Linked DNA regions of Homo sapiens: region 1 is linked to region 2. The links are chromatin loops, found by intact Hi-C in ENCODE. Cell type or tissue: ascending aorta. All regions are shown on one strand. Links, peaks and the distances in the headings refer to the core of each region. The heading gives the core; the rest is flanking DNA.

Evidence for each region. Peaks named below come from ENCODE experiments on the same cell type or tissue, not always from the same donor. Only the 100,000 strongest peaks of a DNase experiment are listed, where the experiment ranks them.
Region 1: it touches region 2 in a loop (3.0-fold over the local background); 6 of 110 quality-filtered maps call a loop at or near these places.

The regions. Positions count from the first base shown.
Region 1 is chr16:2,223,033-2,225,925 of GRCh38, forward strand. It overlaps E4F1 (E4F transcription factor 1), which reads left to right and starts at 559. Exons shown (of 14, transcript NM_004424.5): 1 at 559-738. The coding sequence starts at 582. RefSeq lists silencers at 254-393, 684-773 and enhancers at 454-623, 854-993, 2,249-2,749. In ascending aorta, for the core only: a CTCF peak has its summit at 1,159; DNase peaks (open chromatin) are centred at 469 and 1,050; H3K4me3 peaks cover 2,335 bases; H3K27ac peaks cover 1,143 bases.
Region 2 is chr16:1,970,667-1,973,559 of GRCh38, forward strand. TBL3 (transducin beta like 3) reads left to right here and starts at 1,387. Exons shown (of 22, transcript NM_006453.3): 1 at 1,387-1,539. The coding sequence starts at 1,499. RefSeq lists enhancers at 1,173-1,512, 1,573-1,712. In ascending aorta, for the core only: no CTCF peak of the experiment used is centred there; a DNase peak (open chromatin) is centred at 1,305; H3K4me3 peaks cover 2,455 bases; H3K27ac peaks cover 1,324 bases.

The sequences.
Region 1 (2,893 bases), core at 101-2,600, 250 kb after region 2:
AAAAAAAAATTAAAAGTATATAAAAGAATAAAACAGCTTCGCAGAGCTACCCATGAGCCATCCCCGACCCGTGTTCTTTTCCCGTGACCCGGGTAACCATCTTGGGAGGCTCTAACACCCTAGGCGGTCAGTGGGCAGCAGGCACCACACCCCTGGTTGGAGCTGTGGCGGCTTCCCAGCAGCAGCCGCGGGCGGGGCGACCTGTCCTTAGGTACGGAAGCGCTGGGGCGCGGCTGCCTAGCAGCCGCCAGTCCGCTCGCCCCTCGCGTTCTCTGGCTCTCAAATCCGAGTGCAGCCTCGAACATAGGTCCTTCTGCCGCCCCGCCCCCTGGCTGGCAATCTGCTCCACCGTAACCACGCCCTCCCCACAGTCCCGCCCCATCTTCGCTCTCAGCGCGCCCGGCCCCGCCTCTGCCCTTTAAGGCCACACCGCTATCCAGGCCCGGCTCCCCGCCTGTCCGTCAATCCGCTCCGGTTCTGCCCCGCCCTCCTCTTGCCGTTCCCTCACGCTGGCCTCGGCGCGGCCCGTTGTTATGACGACATGGTCGTAAATCCGCCATCTTCCTGCGGCGCGTTGCGACATGGAGGGCGCGATGGCAGTGCGGGTGACGGCCGCTCATACGGCAGAAGCCCAGGCCGAAGCCGGGCGGGAAGCGGGCGAGGGTGCAGTTGCGGCGGTGGCGGCGGCCTTGGCCCCCAGCGGCTTCCTCGGCCTCCCGGCGCCCTTCAGCGAGGAAGGTAACCGGGCCGACCCGGAGGGTGCGGCCGGGGTGCGGGCAGTTCATCCCGGGCTGGCAGAGGCCCGGATGGCCCGAGCTGCGGGCTCGACCGACCCTCCCAGACCCAGACACCTCGCGGATCTCGCGGGACCCTCACAGCCCTCCACGAAACCCCCAGGTTTGCTGCGACCCTCACGGGCCTCTCCTGCGGGGCGCCTGTCATCCCCCCTCTCTGGTGTGCGTCCACAAGTGCTCGCGGGTTGCTGAGCCCCCGGGCGCCCGGTGTAGACATTCGCAGACGCCGGCGTCCCGGCCCTTCTCTGCCTCCGATGCCTGAGCCTGGCCCTCCCCTCCTCTGGGCCCCTTCCTCCTGCACCTGATGGGCGTCTAGGGCCCTGTTGGTGGTTCCAAGAGGGTGGGGCCTCGGTTTCTCCAGGATCTGGGCTCTGGGCCTGTCCGTAGGGAGGCAGCAGAGCCTAGTGCAAGAGGGCTGGTGCACTGCAGCCAGCCTGTGGCCCCTTCCAGTCCCACACTTGCCGCTTTCTAGTTCTTTGATCCTGGGTAGGTGACCCTACCTCTGTGAACCTCTATTTCCCCTACAGAATGGGGCGGCGGCTTCTGCCAGTAATGTAACAAGCCCTTATCCTGCTTTAGGTTTTTTCATTCTCAAACCAGTCCTGACAGGTGGATGTTATTGTTATTCTCATTTTGGGGATGAGGAAAATCGAAGGTTGGAGACCTGAAAGTGACCGGGTGGGCTGGGTGCGGTGGCTCACGCCTGTAATCCCAGCACTTTGGGAGGTCGAGACGGGCGGGTCACGAGGTCAGGAGATGGAGACCATCCTGGCCAACATGGTGAAACCCGTCTCTACTAAAAATACAAAAAAACAAAATTAGCCGGGCGTGGTGGCGGGCGCCTGTAGTGGGGAGGCTGAGGCGGAGAATGGCGTGAACTCGGGAGGTGGAGCTTGCGGTGAGCCGAGACCGCGCCACTGCACTCCAGCCTGGGCGGCAGAGCCGGACTCCGTCTCAAAAGAAAAGAAAATGACCAGGGTCACCCAGGTAGTTAAGTAGCAAGGGTTGGATTGGATCTCAGCACTGTGAAGGCCTTCACAGCCCCTTTAACTTCCGGGCTCTGCTGCCTCATAGAAGCATCATGGGAATTAAAATAAAGATTGTGGCCAGGCGCAGTGGCTCACGCCTGTAATCCCAGCACTTTGGGAGGCCAAGGTGGGTGGATCACCTGAGGTCAGGAGTTCGAGACCAGCCTGGCCAACATGGTGAAACCCCTTCTCTACTAAAAATACAAAAATTAGCTGGGCGTGGTGGTGCGCGTCTGTAATCCCAGCTACTTGGGAAGGTGAGGTAGGAGAATTGCTTGAGCCCAGGAGACGGAGGTCGCAGTAAGCCGAGATCGCACCACTGCTCTCCAGCCTGGGTGACAGAGCAAGACTGTCTCAAAAAAAGAAAAAAGATTGTGTGTCATGTGCCGAGAGCAGTGTTGGGGATGCACTAAGGGCTCATTCCTGGGGGCACTGAGAGCTTTTGGAGATGGAGCTTGGGTCTGTACCCTCTGAGCTTGTCCTATGAGGCTGCAGATGGCTGGGCACTGTGGCTCATACCTGTAACCCCAACACTTTGGGAGGCTGAGGTGAGAGGATCACTTGAGCCCAAGGAGTTCCAGACCAGCCTGGGCAACATAGTAAGACCCCGTCTCTATTTTCTTTTTTTTTTTTTTTGAGACGGCGTTTCTCTCTTGTTGCCCAGGCTGGAGTGCAATGGTGCGATCTCGGCTCACCGCAACCTCCGCCTCCCGGGTTCAAGCTATTCTCCTGACTCGGCCTCCTGAGTAGCTGGGATTACGGCACGCGGCATCACACCCGGCTAATTTTGCATTTTTAGTAGAGACTGGATTTCTCCATGTTGGCCAGGCTGGTCTTGAACTCCCGACCTCAGGTGATCTGCCCGCCTCAGCCTCCCAAAGTGCTGGGAATACAGTCGTGCGCCACCGTGCCCGGCTCCTCCCAGTCTCTGTTTAGGAAAAAAAAAAAAAAAAAAAAAAGGCTGGGCGCAATGGCTCGCGCCTGTAATCCCAGCACTTTGGGAGGCTGAGACGGGCGGATCCCGAGGTCAGGAGATCGAGACCACCCTGGCTAACAGGTGAAACCCTGTCT
Region 2 (2,893 bases), core at 276-2,775:
GACGTTGCGATCTTGGCTCACTGCAACCTCCGCCTCCGGGTTCAAGCGATTCTCCTACCTCAGCCTCCCGAGTAGCTGGGATTACAGGCACCCGCCACCACACCAGGCTAATTTTTGTATTTTTAGCAGAGACTGGGTTTCACCATGCTGGCCAGGCTGGTCTCGAACTCCTGACCTCGTGATCCACCGGCCTCGGCCACCCAAAGTGCTAGGATTACAGGCGTGAGCCATCGCGCCCGGCCTGGCTGTTACTTTCTACCAGCTTCAGAGCCAGTAGCACAAATGGCTCAAAACCTTGAACTCAGAGTAAAAGCTAACTCCTCGCCACGGCGCACAGGCAACTGCATGCCCTCTGCCCTCTGCACCCACTCCCTGCAGCCACCCGGCTTGTTGCTACTCAATGCTTGGCACCCCCAGTCCTAGGCCTGTGCCCTGGCTGTTCTCAACACCATTCGTTCCACAGGGCTCCCTGCTTCGCGAACTTGTGTCTGCTCAGGCGTCACCTTCTCAATACAGCCTCCTCCTTCCTCCCTTCCGCTCCCTCCCTTCTGTTTTTTTTTCTTTCTTTCTTTCTTTTTTTCTGAGACGGAGTCTCACGCTGTCACCCAGGCTGGAGTCCAGTGGCGCAATCTCAGCTCACTGCAGCCTCCGCCTCCGGGGTTCAAGCGATTCTCCTGCCTCAGCCTCCCAAGTAGCTGGGATTACAGGCATGTGCCACCACGCCCAGCTAATTTTTTTTTTCTGTTTTTAGTAGAGACGGGGTTTCTCCACGTTGGTCAGGCTGGTCTCGAACTTCCGACCTCAGGTGATCCACCCGCCTCGGCCTCCCAAAGTGCTGGGACTACTGGCGTGAGCCAACGCGCCCGGCCCTCCTCCTTTTTCCATCGCGCTCAGCAACTATCACTCGTCGCCCGTTCTGTTTCTTCTCTGGTGTCCGCCAAGTGCCGATTACAGTGCTTTGCACACAGAAGGTGCTCAATACATGAATGCCTTTGAGATTACCCGGTTTATTCATTTACCTACGTTATTTATCAAGAGCCACACTGCGAGCCCAGGGGCAGGGTCAGGTTGACGGCTCTACGCACGGACCGCACCCGACAGCTGGTACCCCCACATCCCAGAACGCCGAAAAGCAGGAGTAAACGCTGGCTACAAATGCCTTTTTATACTGGTATCAAAGAGCCAGGCCACCAGCGATGCCACATCCGCCGGTCTACCCCCACCGACCCGCGAAGCACCCTCACAGCTCACGGCCCTCCCTCCAGGCCGGAAACGTCTCCGCCCGCTTCCGCTTCCCGATGCAGCCGCCACTGCCCGAAGCAAAGATGGCGCCAAGTGCGCGGCGCCGGCGGGGACGTCACAGTGGTCGCGCGCGGTGACGCCATCGCAGCGCGCCGGGAGTGTGGCGTTCTGTGAAGAGTTCGGTGCTAACCTCCCTCACGCGGCGGTGGCTGCCGGGACCCTAGCAGGTTTCAGCTGGAGCGGCGGCGGCGGCAACATGGCAGAGACCGCGGCCGGAGTGGGCCGCTTCAAGACCAAGTGAGCCCGGAGCTCTGGGGCCGTGCGGGGAGGGAGCTGGGTTTGCAGCCGGCATAGCGGAGGCGCGCGTGGGGTGGGCACGCATTGGGGTCCGTGGAGGCGAGAGGCTGTGTGTGCGCCGGCCCGCGGGGTCGCGGAGGCTGCGGTGATACTAGGCGGGAGAGCCGGCCCCGGCTGCTCTCGGGGAGGACGGCGATCGGAGCCCGGCCGCCGGGAGCAGCAGCGTGGGCTCATCGAGAAGCCGGCTATGGGGTGGAGTGGGGACCAGAAGTCCCGATGAGGGGAGGAGAGGGCTGAGCCTAGGTCGGGGCTGGTCCCGGGAGGCGGCGGGGGCGAAGAACCACCTCTGAGCAGTCGGCCTGGGGACCTTTCATCCGCGATCCGTCTTCTCCAGGGAGCAGGGAGAATGCAGGAGAGGGGCGGGTCCGCAGAAGCCCAGGAGGCCCTGAGTGCTGTGCCCCGTCACTCCCCAAGCCTTTGCCGAACAGCAGTGCTGGTGCCCCCGCCCTGGCAGCGCAGCCTCATGGGATTATCGTTTCCACTGGCGGCTGTGGGGCTTTGGTTGTGCCAAGCACTGGTAAAGGAAAGTCCCAGGCTGGCAGCACCGTCGTGGGAGGGTCAACTGGGTGCGGGGGCTGAGGGGCCGCTTTCGTTTTGGCAGTCAGGCTTCCAGAAGCGCAGTGAGCCAGGCCTTGACATCTGGGAAGAGAAGCCCAGGCCGCGTACAGGGAATAGGGGGAAGATAGGAAACCCGTCCCAGAGGCTGGGACAGGAGCAGTGGGGTGCACTGTGGGCCATGAGAAGGAAAGAAAGCAGAGGCAAGGGTGGCAGAGGCTCTTCTGGGCAAGGTCTGGGAGGTGTGTGGGCAGAAGGGAGGGGCTAACGCAGGGCAGTGACATCTTCAGTTATGTTCTGAAAGGTACCTGGCAGCAGGGTTAAGAGGTAGGTAGGGGAGGCCGGGCGCGGTGGCTCACGCCTGTAATCCCAGCGCTTTTGGAGGCCGAAGCGGGCGGATCACGAGGTCAGGAGATTGAGACCACGGTGAAACCCCGTCTCTACTAAAAATACAAAAAATTAGCTGGGCGCAGTGGCGGGCACCTGTAGTCCCAGCTACTCGGAGAGGCTGAGGCAGGAGAATGGCGTGAACCCGGGAGGTGGAGCTTGCAGTGAGCTGAGATCGTGCCACTGCACTCCAGCCTGGGCTGGAGACCCCTTCTCAGATCGAGACCCCTTCTCAAAAAATAAATAAGTAAAAAGAGGTAGGTAGGGGGTCCAGTGAAGAGGCCAGAGTGGCTGGCCAGAGACTGTGATGGGCTGGACCAGGTGGAGGCAGTGGAGAAGGAAGGAGAAGGGG